2 separate regions of the Mus musculus genome follow, and region 2 is linked to region 1. The links are chromatin loops, found by intact Hi-C in ENCODE. Cell type or tissue: left cerebral cortex. All regions are shown on one strand. Each heading gives the region's core, and the rest is flanking DNA. Links, peaks and the distances in the headings are about the cores only. Region 1 has its middle 77 kb from the start of Gm25672. Region 2 has its middle 11 kb from the start of Gm33327.

The links. Hi-C counts contacts between places; a loop is a spot of excess contacts. Peaks named below come from ENCODE experiments on the same cell type or tissue, not always from the same donor. Only the 100,000 strongest peaks of a DNase experiment are listed, where the experiment ranks them.
Region 2: it touches region 1 in a loop (3-fold over the local background); 10 of 42 quality-filtered maps call a loop at or near these places.

What each region holds. Positions count from the first base shown.
Region 1 is chr5:105,991,480-105,999,811 of GRCm38, forward strand. No RefSeq gene overlaps it. Among named protein-coding and RNA genes, the nearest start is that of Gm25672, 77 kb to the right of the region's middle. In left cerebral cortex, for the core only: no CTCF peak of the experiment used is centred there; no DNase peak of the experiment used is centred there.
Region 2 is chr5:106,787,581-106,795,912 of GRCm38, forward strand. No RefSeq gene overlaps it. Among named protein-coding and RNA genes, the nearest start is that of Gm33327, 11 kb to the right of the region's middle. In left cerebral cortex, for the core only: a CTCF peak has its summit at 3,812 (motif pointing left); a DNase peak (open chromatin) is centred at 3,786.

The DNA of each region.
Region 1 (8,332 bases), core at 98-8,097:
GGTTCCAGTAACTGCCCTTAGTCAAATATCACAGGGTACACTGGCTTTGGGTTGTCTGAGGGCGAGCCTTGTAATCTTCAGGGTGCACGAAGTAGGGGAGCATCTAAGCTTGTCTAAGTTGGCATTTCCTCATCCATAAAAGAGCCCACAGGACATTAATCCTCAGAGATAAGACACAAAGTGGAAATTCATTTGCACATTGCCTTCTGCAGTGCCCGGCGAGCAGCAGGTATCAAAAACAGAGGCAGTCTGCTGTCTGTCTGTCTGTCTGTCTGCACATGCTCACGAGTAGGATACTGTCTTTGTGTTTGCTCAGATGACTGGCTCATGGGGGCCTGCTTCTATCTCATTATTTTATCAACAAACGCTCAATGAGTTCTTGTGGGGTACTAAGACATGTGGTCAGAGCGGATGTGTTGAGCTGGTAGCATGCAGGAGATGTATGGAGGGTGCTTGACCTGGGTGAGCTGCAAACACGTCTCAAAAATTACTAACCGTGGCCGATGTTTACATAGTATTTCCTTTTTATCAGACATGACATGTTTGCCAGTTGGATAGGTGGGTAAACTGAGGTACAGAGATGCACTCAATTTACAGAAAGCCAGGCTTGGGATTTCAAAAGGCACTGCCTGGGCAGCTGTGGTTGCCAGCTGGCCATCGAACTGCTCTGAGAGAATCAAAATGGAGGACTGCCATTCCACGATGAGGAAGAAACTTGTGTCTAAGGACTTGCAGTTGGTCAGTGACAAATTTAGGACCCAGACCTGGTGTGAACTGTCTTTATGTGTCTTCTTTCCGTTTGCTGTCCTTGTCTCCCATGTACTGATGATGAGGGGGAGCACCCCCAGTAGCCATGGTGACCATCACAGTATTGCCAGCATCTAAGGGACCATGCTTGTCCTGGTGTATGTGGGTGTGCGTGTGTGTATGAGTGTGCATGTGTACGTGCATGGGCATGTGTATGTGTGTGTGTATGCAGGTGTGTACATGTGTGTATGCATGTATGTGTGTGTCTGTGCCTGTGCGTGTCCCTGTGTGTATACAACAAAGAGGGAAGATAAAAGACAAAGCTTGAGAAATTATCCTATTAGTCTTCCCCAACAGTGTAGGCACTTCAGGCATAGGTAAGGGGGGTGTTTTCAGATGTAAGGTGATTTCAACCCCAAGTCACCCCAGTTCCATTTATGCTGACTTTCTTACACTTGCTCCAAATCTCTGCTCCTTGCTTCTGCTTTTCTTCCAGCTTGATTTAAGAGTCAGGTTTCCAGATTAAGCCAATTAAACATAAGGCATAAGCCAATTGATGTTCAGTTATGTAACATTTTTTTTTATTAGTATAAGACTGCCCAACACATCTTCATGTATGTGTGTGCTCTGGAAGGGCATGAATCCCAGCTATGGGACTGGGCAACCTCAGTAGTGACTTATAAATTTCATAATCTCTACATGTTCTTCAGCGTGGATGGAACTCTCTCCTGTCTGGTGCTTGGTCATGTGGAAAAAGTCCTCACAGTCAGGCCTCGCCTCCTCTAAATTCCTAAGTCCACCTCTGATAACCAATGAGAAAAGGAGAATTCACAGTGGAAACTGGTCTTAATATTTTTTTTTTTTTTTTTTTGCCAATGGTCGTTAGCAGATGCACCACCTTGCCCGTGCTAGGCTTCAGAGGTCTTCCTGAAAGCAAGGCATAGTTGTGCTTACTGGGCCTACTGTCTATGGTTGCTGTCCATGGTCCCCTTCCTTCATGACGTGCCACCTTTGATGTGGGCACACAGCCAGCTGAGCAGGTGGCTGGGAATCTTGACATGCCAGGAAGCCATTAGATTCATCAGTGTGAGCAGCATGGGGTAAGCTCCTCTCTGCAAATGCGAAAGCAGCATCCCCCTCGCCCACAAAGGGCAAGAAAAGCAAAAGCCCTTTTGGTTCAGGGGGGCTGACCTTTCAGGCCCAGATACGCTTTCTGCTGAGCTGCAAGTTTGGAGCTCTGTGGGGCAGAGTGGCCTCAGGAGACACGGGGATGGACGGGAAGGGACCGCAGAAATAGACAGAAAGTTTCATTTCTGCTTGACTGGAGGCACAGAGGGCCAAGACTGCTGTGGGTGATGATAGCGAGTGGATCCAGCAGGAACCTGCTTTCCATTTCTGGTGAGAAATCCCCTGAAGAGAAGCGGCAAGTCTGCGAGCGGATGGTCTGTGCTCTAGTCTGTTACCCTGGGGATCACCGTGCTCCCCTAAGCCTAAAGTGCTCAGAAATGACTGGTACAACAGACGCTGGAAGAGAAGCACGTTCCTTTCAGCCAGTGCAGAGGGTTGAAGAGGTGGAGGAAGAACGGGAGTGTCTTAGACGTCTGAGAAGGTGTCCACTCTATTTTCTTGCAGCCTTAATTTTTTTTTTTCCACATAAACGCCCATGATTGCTTAGTAGAATGTCTGTCTGCTGAGCATGTGTGAGGCCTGGTTCCATCCCCAGCACTGGGCATGGTCTTAACACTCAGGAAGTAGAAGCAGGAGGGTCAAAGGTTCAAGGTCAGCTCTGACTACATAGTAAGTTCCAGGCAGCCTGTACAACATGAGACCCTTGTCTCACATAAAAACAAAACAGCTTAATTGCTAGAAAACCCCCATACGTGTAGAAGTGTCTCTTCCAACTCATGTGTTTGAAGGTACCTCCTGTCAATAATTTGTTACAGATCTGTGCAGAATTCTTTCCTGAACAGCAGGTGCCCACTTTGAAATTATAGTTTTTCTTTGATCAAACAAGTCACTCTTGCTCCTCGTCATTGCTGTATATGTAGGTATATATGAGTCAATACAAATATTTATATTTAATGATAACTAACCTGCCAGGCTTGAATCTTTTATTTCTCAACTCCATGAAATTGCTGATCTAGTTCCAATGGTCACATGACCAGTTTCCTGCCATTCAGTATAAAGTGGTCACATGACCAGTTTGCTGCCATTCAGTATAAAGTGGTCACATGACCAGTTTCCTGCTAGCTGAACAGACAGTGAAGCAGGGGCTGAGGTTGAGATTCCCCCCTGAAGCTGGTAAGATAGGATGCCTGGAGAGAAGAGCTTCCTCTGCTTAAAGACAAGCCTCAGAGGATGTGTAGATAGTCAAGATGTCAACTCAGAAAAGACTCTTTGGTCTCTTCTTCTTTTTTTTTAAATTCTTTAAAAAATTTTTTATTAGATATTTCTTCATTTACATTTCAAATGCTATCCCAAAAGTCCCCTAATATCCCCCCCCCCGCCTTGCTCCCCTACCCACCCACTCCCACTTCTTGGCCCTGGTGTTCCCCTGTACTGGGGCATATAAAGTTTGCAAGACCAAGGGGCCTCTCTTCCCAATGATGGCCAACTAGGCCATCTTCTGGTACCTATGCAGCTAGAGACACAAGCTCTGGGGGTACTGGTTAGTTCATATTGTTGTTCTACCTATAGGGTTGCAGACCCCTTCAGCTCCTTGGGTGATTTCTCTAGCTCCTCCATTGGGGGCCCTGTGTTCCATCCTATAGATGATTGTGAGCATCCACTTCTGTATTTGCCAGGCACTGGCATAGCCTCACAGGAGACAGCTATATCAGGGTCCTTTCAGCAAAATCTTGTAATGGCAAAACTAATGCACAATCTTCCATGGGCACATATTTCATATGTGAAAGCTAATTTGGAAACATGTTAAGATAGCTCTACTTAGATACTTGGATTTACCCTAAAACAAAAACAAAATCTAACGCCTCAAATAGCTGTGTGACCCCTAGCTTTAGTAATCCCATGTAGAGCATCCTGGCGTATTATAGTCTCTGATCCAGTGTAGAGCGTCCTGGTGTGTTACAGTCGCCGGCAGAAACTGGATGGGGGAAGCAAGCCTACTTGCCGCTTGAGATTATTTTTTTCTGAACCACCTATGAGTTGGGCAGTGCTGTTAGTTTAAGAGTTGTGGGTTTAGATAGTTCCCCAACCATTTTCAAACGAAGCCAATCATCAAGAGCAACATCCATGAAATCTTTCTTTTCTGTTTACCAGGCAGAGAGTATTGACTCTGGCTACAACGTGAAACCTTCATTTTTCCCTCATTAAGTAGTCCACATTTTAACTTTCCACCTGTATAAGAGTCATGAGAAAGAATACTATGCCTAGTGGCAGAGAATTGGGACCTATGCTGCTGAGACAGTATCAGGAGAACCAAGCATCAGAAGCATCGGGTAAATAAGAGCTTTGTTCTCAGAGATTGCCACATCTGGCGTTGATTAGATTCTGGTCATAAGGATTACAGAGTATGGAGAGGTGATCCTGGGCTAGCCTGGGATCCTGGGCTAGCCTGGGGTGGGTGAGCAGCCATGCTAGGGGAAGCCAAGCCTCACTGACTCTGATTCTCCCATTGCTGGTTGAAAATACCGAGCTCAGCCAAAGCCACCAGCCTCCCGCTGCATCTGGTGCAGCCTCACTTGTTCAGGACTTAGCGGTACCTGTGAAGGCAGGTACCAGATCCGTTCTAGAAGTCACCTGGAGCACAGGCTGGGGAAGGGAATGATGGTGTTCCTTTTAAGGAAGCAGATTCAGCATCAGTGTCTCTGCCGTGTGTTTATAAAGTGGGAAGGCAGACCCTGGTGTTGAGTGCTCAGCTTGGTCTGAGCAGGTGTTTGTTTGTTGGGCACACAGTTGGTTCTCTGTACATGCAGGGGAGATCAATGGCAGAAACCAAGGCAGATTCTTGCTCTTAGGAGGTGAAATGGTGACACAGCTTTGTCATCAGTACCGCGTAGGGAGGGAAACACGGGCCATTCAGGGGCAGCTAGACCCTTTCATATCTAGGGTGAGAAAGCATGTGAGTCTCTATTAAAACTCACATTCTCATACAGAATAAAAAATGCCAGTAAGGGATACACCACACTCACTTAGCAGACAGTGTGCCTGATTCCACCAGGGTTCTATTTGCAGGGTCACATAGGGCCTGGTGTTAGAGGGCCTCCAGTTCTTAAGCACCCAAGGTGGCTTGTCCTCTCATGCTAATGGCGAGAAAGTGAACTGTGCAGAGCCAAGACCTTTCTGTTTTCAGTATTGAAGTTTGCTTTCTCAGACTAGTTAGTGTAGTATTTACACTATGGGTTTAATTAATTAATTAATTAAATGTAATAGTTACACTATTACTATCTTTCCACTGCTTTCACCGGGATGACGTTCTTCCTTGAATGTACCTCTAAGTAAGTCATGTCTTGCATATCAGCAATGGGGTGACGCAGACGCCTCCCTGCTCACCAGAGGTAAGCTGATAGAATCCATCAGTACATCCCCGTCAGCTTTTCTTTTGTTCTTTCAGATCAAAACGGCCCTTTCCTAAGCCTTGGCCCTTCAGGAGGTAAATGTGAAATGGATTTTTGAAGGAAATTGTTTTTGTAGCTTATTCTTGGCTTGCTCCTATCCGTGAACTTCCCTTGCAAAAGCAGAGTCCGAACACTTGTAAACTACGAGATGGGGTTCTGGTTTGGGAGAGTGTGGGGAACAAAGTCTTTTATTTCATTATGTTATAAAATTCTCCTTGTGCTGGGGCTGGGGAGACAGCTCAGCAGCTAAGAGCACTGGCTCCTCTTGCTGAAGACCCTGGTTTGAGTCCCAGCATTTACATGGTAGGTCCCAAGTCTGTAACTCCAGCTCTAGGAGATCCAGTGCCCTCTTCTGGCCTCCATGGGCAGCACACACATGTGCTGCACTTAAACACACACAGGCAATACACTCATACATGTAAAATAGGAATTAATTGAAAAATTCTCCATATTTTAAGGCACAATTGTTAGTCAGTATTTATTACCCTCTATTAAAAATATAACTTTGATTTTTTTCCTTCCTCTCCTCTCTCCTTCCCTCCCTCCCTCCCTCCCTCCCTCCCTCCCTCCCTCCCTCCCTCCCTCCCTCCTTCCTTCCTTCCTTCCTTCCTTCCTTTCAAAAGGGTCTCACTCTGCAACCCAGGCTGGCCCAGAGGTTATGCCAATTCTCCTTACTCAGCCTCCAGAGTGCTGTGACAATAGGCATGAAACCCCACACCTAACTTTAAAGAATAACTTTAAAGAAGGCTAGGCTATTTAATTTTCAAAATTTTTAATATTTGTTTGTATTCCAGTAGACCCCTGGCAACACCACTTGTAAACATGAGACCATAGGGTATTAAGGCGATGTGTCAGCACCTTGACTCTTTGAGGTACCATGTACGTAGTAACTGTAACAATGTTTTAGAGGGCTGCTCCCTGGGTTAGTACTCTTTAAGTTTGCATATATATATTATATATTTTGTTGCTATTTGTTATTTATTTTAAGATAGGATTTCACACTGTAGCCTAGGTTGTCCTGAAACCCACTGTGTAGCCCAGGCTGGCCTTTTTGTGGCATCTTCTTGCCTCAGCCTGAGTTTTCAGGTTAAAGTTGTGCTCCACTACCCTTATTAGTATTTGTAAAGATTTATAAGTTTATAAATATTTTCTAGGAAGAAAACAGCGTATGAAAATCTTTCCTAGGGCTGGAGAGATGGTTTAGTGGTTAAGAGCATTGACTGCTCTTCCAGAGGTCCTGAGTTCAATTCCCAGCAACCACATGGTGGCTCACAACCATCTGTAATGGGATCTGATGCCTTCTTCTGGTGTGTGTCTGAAGACAGCTACAGTGTACTTACATGAAATAAATAAATAAATACCTTTTTTAAAAAAAGAAGAAAATCTTTTCTAATATATCCAACTGTTTGATTCCATAATGAGGCAGGCCCGAGTGACCGAACTGCTGGGTCTATGCAGAGAAGAATGGAAAAACTGACCCACATCACTTTGCAATGGTCTTAGCCAGCCCTTGACTACAGCAGAGGTGGAGATAGATGGCCCATTGAGTTCCTGTACCACTCTGGGGCTGTGCTCACTCCATGTGGAAGCCCTACCCTTTGGGCACAGCCAGTCCTGGGACCATGTATTTGGTGTGGAGGCAGGGCCTCCAAGTCATCCCTAGGGTACCCTGGGTTAGTGTCCTGTCCCATCCATGGGGTAGTCTGCCTCTTTCCCAGGCTGTGGCACTCTGGTTCTTCTGTCCCTGAGGTCTCAGGGGAGGGAGTGTTTTCTGTTGCCAGTGTGTTGCTGCTTAAAGATTTCCCAGGATTTAAGAGTAATCTCCAAGGTGTGTTAAACACGCAGCATTAAGAGCAGCAGCGGAGGGAGGCCGTGGATTGAAGTTCCCTCTGAGACACTCTTTTATTAAAGGAGCACGCTTACAGGGAAAACAAAGAGAGGAGACGGTAAAGAAGCCACCGTGGTTAAGAGCTGCCCTGCAGGTTGCTTGCCAAGAGGAGTTAGAGGGGTCTTAGAAATAATGTCAGGCATGAGAGGAGGAAGTCAGGTAGAGGTGCAGTTTTGCAGTACTACACTTAATATGGTCCCCTGGGCCACGTTTCCTCTAGAACTCTTGGGTTGAGTTCTGTATGTGGTATGTCATTTTAGGAAACATGTTAATGTACAGATCAAAACGTCCTGCTATAGCACTCAACATTACCTCAGCAATAGTGTCTAGTGACTGGGCTGAAGAAGCAGAGCTGCGGGGGCAACACATGTGGTTCATGATTGGTCATAGGAAGTAAAAGGAGCCCACATTTGTTCAGATAGTCCTGGAACTGGGGTGAGAAAATGAATAGAGGCAGGAGGCGAGGGCTCTTGACGGACATCTATAGAGGTAATGTGGACTTACCAATAAACTGTGGAGGAGCAGGAGCAGAACCAGAGACCTTGCAAAGGAGATGAGGATGGAATCAATTCCTGTTGACTGAGAGGTTACAACACCGAGAACCCAATTCCAAGTCACAGAATGATCATTTTAATTAAAAGGTTGTATTTATTTAATATACTTACACATTATTAGTAGCAATGTGTGTATGTGTGTGTGTGTGTGTGTGTGTGTGTGTGTGTGTGTATGTATGTATGTATGTGTGTGTGTGTGTGTTTGTATGTGTGTGTATGTGTTTCTGGTTCTGATGTGGGAACCCAGGGACTGAGCCTCGTTCCAGCCCTTTGTTTTTTCCTTCTCCTCTTCCTCCTTCTTTTCCTTCCCCTCTTCCTCTTCCTCCTTCTTTTCCTACCCCTCCTCCTCTTCCTCCTCTTCCTCATTCTCGTCTCCTTTTGTCTGAAAACTCTTATTCCTACTTCACAATGCATCTAGGTTTCACTTTTATGAAACTCTGGACTGCCCACCTTCCTGTCTTCTCCTGTACATATAACTTCTCATATACAACTCTCCCTGAAGACATGTAGACTACATGCCCTCTCCCATGCTTGACTGACTTGCCTCTTCTGTTTGTGGCATGGAA
Region 2 (8,332 bases), core at 281-8,280, 800 kb after region 1:
GCCTCTGCCTCCCGAGTGCTGCGATTAAAGGTGTGCGCCACCTCTGCCCGGCTGACCCTGAGTTTTTAATCCTCCTACCTCCACCTTCTGAGTCCTGGGACTGTAGGTGAGGGTCACCACGACCAGTTTACGTTGTACTAAGCATCAAACCCAGGGCTACTTGTATGCTAGGCTGTCATCTACTAACTGATCTGTGTCTCCAGGCCCCAAGTATGTACAAATCTTGAGCCATAACTGTTTTTCTTTGTGTATAGCAAAGGGACAGATGTACAGCGACTCTCCAAGCGTTACCTAGAGGAGACATTGTTGGAAGCTTGTTACCGCTCCCTGTGCTATTAGTGTTTACGAGCCAGGACTGTGTGGGCAATGCTGGCTGATGGCAGTTTAGGAGGAAGAGCCTCTCTGGGGATGGAACTCAAACAGCTGTGTAGGTTGGAAGGTCAAGGTGGTCCAGAGACACTGGGGAGAGAAAGATGAAGGAGAGAGATCCACTTGGAGGATCACACAGAACTGGGTCATGTTTGTCACGATGAGCTTGGGATGAGATTCTGAGATAGACTAGGGAATGGCTGCCTGAGCACATTTCTCCTGGTTCATAAAGGATGGTCACAGTGGTGAAGGTACTCAGAGATGGAGGTCGGGAAGCAGTCACCTGCATATCCAGGTCATGAGGAGAAGCAGAGTGCCAGTCAGGAAGACTGGCTGCCCCAGGGAGCTTGAGTTATTTGAGAAATTGTTTCTCAAATAATAAAGAATAATAATTCAGAGAGTAAACAGGCAAATGAAGTAAAGAGATGGTTCTCAGAATAAGGATAAATGGCTAAAAAATACAGTAATAAAAGTGCTCGTCTTTAGTAAAATCCAAAGCACACTGAGGTTCTTTCTCAGCTCAGTCACAATGGCTTGCATCAAGGAGACAGAGATGCCGAGGGAGCTGGGGGAGGGGATTTAAATAAGTCCAGTAACTATGGAAATCAGTACGAAGTTTCCGCAAAATCTAAAAATATAATCACCATACTATCAGCAATACCACTCTTGACAAATTAACAAGGGCTTCAAACGGCACGTGGCAAGGATCCCTGTAGCCCCAGGCTTCCTACAGCCCGGTCCACAGAGGCAGAGTTAGGGTCAGCTGAGGCATCGTCCTCAGACAACAGTGTATGGAGAACGTGGCCCGTGCACAGAACAGTATACGACTGAAAGGAGAACAGAGTCATTCGCAGAAAACGGACTGAGCTGGAGATCCTCATAGTGAGTGAAATAAGTCAGACTCAGGAAGACAGAAAGGAGTTTTCAAAAGGACAGTCAGTTGGGAAGGAGAGCAAGGGGCAGCATATGGAGTATCCTGTGTATGAAGAAGTCATGATGAAGCACATGAGTGTGCACTGACCTTTAAAAAAGGCAGGAAAGTAGAAGGTGGAGATTTTTTTTTCTTTTTAAGGAGGAAGGGACCCATGGGTATGTGGGTATGCGTGAGAGTGGCAGAGGAGGATGGGAGCAGATATGATCAAAGTTGCAGCGAAACCCATTATTTTATTCAATTAATATCCTCTAATAAAAATCAAAGATAATTTGTTTAAATTCTAGATGTTAAATTTGTTTAATTTCACATTTGCTTTTCAGGATGTGATGTCACTGATAACAGTCGTCCCCAGTGACAGTCAACCCCAGTGATGGTTGTTAGCATCAGAAGCTGTTTACAACCAGCCTCTGAATCCAGGGATGACATCATCCCTAGGCGACAAGACCAGTCTGAGTCTGCTGCCATGGCAACCATAGCACACCCTCTGCGCATGCATTACCTGAAGTTACCTGAATAACCAACTGAGTGGTTGTGGTGGTCCTGACTTTGTCCCCTTTGTGGTGGTGCCTTTGTCCTCCTCCCCTGAGGACTGAGTTGTAAACTGTGTCAGTAGATTGATGACAGGAAAAACCTTGGTCTTTGCTTTTTATTTTCTGAATATAATCTTTTTTTTCTAGATAATAACTATTCCAAATGATATTTTTAATATGATTGAAACAGACACTTTCCTGATTATATTAATAACATATATGCATTACTAAAAATTAGGAAAATTAATAAGAAAGAAGGCATTAAAGCACATAGCCCTGCTACCGAGAGACAAATGCTATTAACATTTTGATTGTTTCATATTTTAATTTGAAGTTGCTTTTTTCAAGGTTCTCTCTAAGAGCACTTTAAAATGAATATGTAAATATATTTAAAAGTTTATTATATACATATTTGTATGTGTAATTTTATGTCTTTTTGCCAAGTGAGGTTATATTGTAATTTTCCACAACATTAAGTATTCTTTGGTGCCGGGCGTGGTGGCGCACGCCTTTAATCCCAGCACTGGGGAGGCAGAGGCAGGTGGATTTCTGAGTTCGAGGCCAGCCTGGTCTACAAAGTGAGTGCCAGGACAGCCAGGGCTACACAGAGAAACCCTGTCTCAAAAAACCAAAAAACCAAAAAACAAAACAAAGTATTCTTTGGAAATGACATTTCGGTGACGTTTTAACATTTTGTCATCGGTCTGCACCATCTTTCCGTGTCAGCATCTCTATAATTGGATCTCTTAGTTATTCCCAGATTGCACTGTGTAAACAATATGGCCATAAATAGTGTGGTGTCAGTCTTGGAAGAGCTGATAGGTTCCTTGGACAGTGTCTCCAAAAGTAGACTTTCTAAGTTAAAGTGTGTGACCATTTACAGGCATCTGACGGATGTCAGGATGTCACCATCAGTGACAGTAGGCAGGGATGACCTGTTGTTCAAGTGGGGATGGCAGTGAGGACAAAAGTAACCTGAGGGTGCACTGGCTTTGTTTTAGGATTTGGGCTAAGCTATCACTTCTCACAGAGCATTTCTTTATAGCATTTATAAAATGAAGCTTTGGGGGCCCAATACCCATTAGATTACTTTTTGGAGCATTTAGATGTAATAATTTAAAACTCCTTCCCCATAAGATATAAAATAAGAAACCCGTCTGCCCCACCCCCCAGCCCTGGCCGCCACTGTGTACACAGACCCCCAGCCCTGGCTGTCACTGTGTACACAGACGCCCAGCCCTGGCTGTCACTGTGTACACAGACCCCCAGCCTGGGCTGTCACTGTGTACACAGATTTCCCCAGCCCTGGCTGTCACTGTGTACACAGACCCCCAGCCCTGGCTGTCACTGTGTACACAGACCCCCAGCCCTGGCTGTCACTGTGTAGACAGGCTGACCCTGAACCTCACTCTCCCAAGTACTTGGAGTAAGATGTGAGTGGGATTGTGATAGGCAGCCTATTTTGGTTGAATGGGGCTTGTTTCAGTGACCCAGTAGAGAACTCTACAAGGGCTGGAAAAGCAAGCCTCATTCCCAGAGACAGGTGCCTGACACTACAGAGCTCCCAACTCCATAATTCTGTGACTGTGACTATCAGTCATGCAGACAATGTCCCAAGCTTCTAGCATTCTGGCTAGACTCCACCCCCACAGTTATCTGACTATGCTCCTCCCCATAGTTACCTGGTAATAGCAAGATAGCCCAGCCCACTATAAGAGGGGCTGCTTGGCCCCCTCCTCATTCTCTTAAGCCCTCACCTTTCTTACTCTCTAGCCCTCCTTCTCTTTTTCCCTTCCCCCCTCTCTCCACGTGGCCATGGCCGGCCTCTCACTTTCTACCTCTCTCTTTCCCTCTGCCTTTCTACAAAAAAGCTCTAAAACCAAGACTGTCTCTGCTCATCATGGCCCGCCATGCGCTATGCTTGAACGATGGGATAGACTTTCTTCTAATGAGTCATGTCTGACATCTACTGGCAGAAGGCCTTCCTGCGCTGCAGCCATGGACCAGACCAAGGACACAATGTCAAACTCAGTCCTCTGGGGAAGGGATGAAGGTGAGCCAGAAGTCAGAGGCACCGGGCCCAAGAGTCTTCTTGTCAGCCCCCTTACTGGGTCCAGGAACTGTTGGGAAAGGGTTATGCATCTTGTTAATCCACTCGGCCAGCCTTTCAGGTTGAAGCTATTCCTCGTGTTCTACAGATGAATAAATTAAAGACAAGAGCACCCCCTCAACCCCTTCCCTTTCCCCCTTCCCTCCCCCACACCAGGGCTACACAGCAGGAGATGGTGCTCCAATGCAGTGCTCCTTGTTCACAGAAACTAGAGGAAAAAAGGAATTTCGGAAGTAGAGCTTACACAGTCTTTGGCTTCAAGTCCCCCCCTTCCCCCCACCCCCAGCCTTATGTCCAGTCCCAACATTGGAAACAGATTTTTGTATACAAGAGGATCCACAGTCTCTTCTCAGGAGGATCAGGTAGCTCCCCCACCCCGACCCCCCCATTGAGGGCTGTGCTGCTGTGGCAGCTCTCAGGGAAGCCACTGTCCCAGTACAACCATACACGGTGGGATTGCCAAAGCCAGCATTCCTGGGAACAGTCCAGAACAGAAACGAGAATTTGTTGTTTAAATACAAGGCAGCTCAAGCAGCAATCGTTGGGAGTAGCCAGACCCCGGGGATCATTTCAGATGAGTTGCTTGTCCCCTAATACAGGCTTGCAGCGCTTAGTAGGCATGCGTTATAAAACCGTTTTCCCCCAGTGTACAACTTGCTTCTTGTTCCCTCAACAGTGCCCTTCGAAGAGCCAATGTTCTTTATTTTTATGAAGTCCAATTTTTAATTTTTTTCTTTATATTTTGTACTTTACAAATTTTATTTGTTAAGTGTGTGTGTGTGTGTGTGTGTGTGTGTGTGTGTGTGTGCAGGCACATGCCACTTGCGTGCCACTTGTGTGTGGGTGAGGATGTTGGATCCCTGGAGCTAGAGTACACTTTGTAAGCTGCCTACACCTGGGAAGGGAACTCTGACCCAGGTACCTGTGAGCCAGTAAGTAGGAGTCCTCCACGGTCTCAGATCCTGACATTCTGCCCTGGCTACTCTCTTATGACCTGGGAGTTTGTAAGATGATACAACCCTTTCTTCCCCAAGTAGTTTTTTTAAATTATTATTATTATTATTTAGATATATTTATTTATTCTATGTAAGTATACTGTAGCTGTTGTCAGACACACCAGAAGAGGGCATCAGATCTCATTTCGGATGGTTGTGAGCCACCATGTGGTTGCTGGGATTTGAACTCAGGACCTCTGGAAGAACAGTCAGTGCTCTTAACCACAGAGCCATCTCTCCAGCCTCAGCTTGGTTCTTTTTAAAGATCTATTTTTGCTGTTGCATTGTTTGTTTTGGTAATGCATTTCTGATATTAATTGTCTCGTATTCTGTAGCTCACTGGGTTTCTGTATGGTGGTTAATTTTAATTTCCTTGTCAGGCAGTTTGTACATTTCCATTTCTCATTGGATGGTGTTATAGGCTCCAATGTATCACGACCCTTGGCTTTGCGCTGATGTCTGCGATTCCATGATAAATCCAAGTTTTGTGTGTGCATTCGGGGGACTTGAACTTAGTTTCCCACGGTTGTGCAGCAAGAGCTCTACCCACTAAGTGTTCTGCCCACCCCAATCACTCCAATCTTTTAGGGACATTAGGACCTTATTTAAGATATTGTTATACTACCCCTTCCTGCAACCATAGTATCCAGTGAGATAAACATACATATATAGCCTGGACTTTTATTTTATTTGTTTTTTTGTTTTTTTCTGTAGTAGGGATTGACCCCTGGGCCTTTCTCATGCTACGTAAGCTGTCCCCCAGCAAGGCGGTCCTCCTCTGCCTATGTGCCTGGGATGAAGGCTTGTAGATAATTTACTTGAAAATGTGGCTCTTTGGTAGGAATGAGGGATCAGCCAGAGGAAAACAGAGAGAGAAACTCAGCTCAACCTAGATGTGTTGATGTGTTGGTGGCTCGGCCACGGATGCGGCTTGACCCTGTGGAACTTTCCACAGCTCCACATGAAGATTCGGGGAATGTCTATCATGAGGAAAGGAGAAGCAGGACATAGGTCTTTATCAGCGCTCATACACCGCTGGTCAGGAGTGACCCCCCGGGTTATTCTATATTGTTGATATGTTCCTGTTCGACCTCTATGCTATGTTGCCGCCTGACGTGATTTCCAGAAAGCCACAAAGCTGCAAGCGTGAGATTGAAGCACTGGCTAGGGTAAGCCATTGCCAGGGTTGTTTGTGCTGAAGCTGACTGAAGCCTGCACAAAATAGGAGGGCTTCTTAGTGGCCGGAGGAAGGGTGACACTGAAGGGATTGGAGTGACCAGTTCCCTCGTTCATTTTACTGAACTGCCATGAAGAGCAGACAGGGCTCCTATCTTCCTCCTATTCCCAGTTGACTGTGAGGGCACAGCTAGAAACCTTAATTTTGACCTCTGCCAGTCTTGGGTCTGAACCTGGGCTCTGTGCATGGTGAGTTTGGTTTCTTGGGAAACCCACTTAACCTCATTGAGCTTTAGTTTTCTTGTCTGAAAATTAAGATGGTACATCCACGTTAATGAGTTCTGAGAAACAGCTGAGACCCCAGCCCACAGGCACCTGGTAGGGACTAAAGAAATGGCAGTTGGTTACATCATGTGACGCCTATGGCATCACAACTGGAGCCACAGGGAGGCATCACCTGGAAGGGGAGTGGTGCACAAGGGGTTAAGTCCTAGAACGTGAGGAAGAGCCAGGCAAGGGTCCTGCAGGACTGTGTGGGAGGAGGCTGGGCATCTGCTTTTTAAGCCAAGGTTCAAGCCTTGGGATGGAACAGCCGGAGTCTGACGAGCAGTCAGGAATTCTGTTTAAGGAGCCAATGCCTCCAAAGGCGCTGGAGATTGTGGAAGAGTTAACAAGCAAATATGGTCAGAGGTGCTTCCAGACTGTCCCAAACCCATTCCCAGGCCCTGGATAATCTCCAGCCATGTACCAGGCTCCCCTGAGCTTACTGTGTCTCTTGTAGAGGACTCATGGCTCACGGCTCAGTGTATGGGAGGCCTGAGGCTATACCTGAGGGTACTGCCGCCTTCCGTTGGTCTAGGGATGAGAAATTAGAGACTTGTTTGGGTCTAAGTTCATGGTGTCCCTGGAGTAGAGTGGCTGGGATGTAACCCCAGACCGCAGCGGATCAGGCCCTCTTGGCACTTCTGAGGTGGTCACTTCCCTGTCATTAACAGTCTGTCCCTGGAGATTTAGACCAAACTCCATGACAGTGCAAGTAGCTCACTGAGCCAGGATGACACCATACACTCAAACCCAACTCAGAGGTCCTCTGTTCAATTTACTTGGGAAGAAGCCAAACTTCATTATAACCAGCTTGATGCCATTACAAGAGGTAATGATGCAGCCAGCTTTGCTTCCACCAACTTCCATTTTAATCTGTTTAAAATCAACACTTTTTACGTCGTTTGAAGAATTTCTCAGATTTTTTTTTTTTTAGATTTTCAAGAAAATATGATTAAAGTCAACACATTGATTGGATTGATGTTTTCGATGGAAGCCAATCTATCTAAGCAAATTTAAATTAGACGTGCAGTGTTACATGTCTTTGTGTATGTGTAACAGTCGATTGGTAAGCATACCTTGAGTCTTTCTTCCCTATAGTGGGGAAAGAAATTCCAGTTGAGTGGAGTTTTCCAATTTGAAACTCGCTAGCGGGAAGTGTGAGGGACTCCTTCAGAAACCCAAGGTGACAATGAAAGTCAAGACTGCACACGCTCATGTGTTTCCTAGGAAAAATGAACCTTCAGTTTAAAGAGATTTGGGTAGTGCTGCAATTTCTTCAGATATAATACGTAGAAGTGGGAAAGACAGTTTTCCTGAGGGAAACATTAGATGTAAATTGAAGAAAAATGAGCACAAAAAATGAGATTGATTTTTTTTTTTAACTCAAGATTTTTCTCCTCTTCCTTCACAGCTTTATCGAGCAGCAATTTGATGTTGATGGCTTTAGGTCTGGGCTTGAGCACACTTGCTTTTCCTGACGCACATGGGACACTAAATTGCTTACATCTTCAAGCAACATCCTGACCTGATATGGCCCCACCTCCTTGGTCTATTGGCATTTACTGGAGTGCCCCACCCACCCCTATCTTGTGACCTAGTCTGTATTCTTGCATGATCTCCTTAGAACTTAGACATCCTTCTGTCTCCGTATTTCCTGGTTATCTAGTCACCAAATTTCAGTTAATCACAACCCCACACTGAAGAGCCCAGGTTCCTGGAATGGGTTGCCCTTGGATGAAGGTGGGAATTACATCTGGACTGCTGAGCTCTAGGACAGAAGTCAGCACTTCCCCATCAGAAATCCTCCTAGTCCACTTAATTCTGGACGCCATGATAAAAGCCAACAAAAACCTTTTCTAAGCCTTGGTTAAATTTAACATTGTTGCTGAGTAGT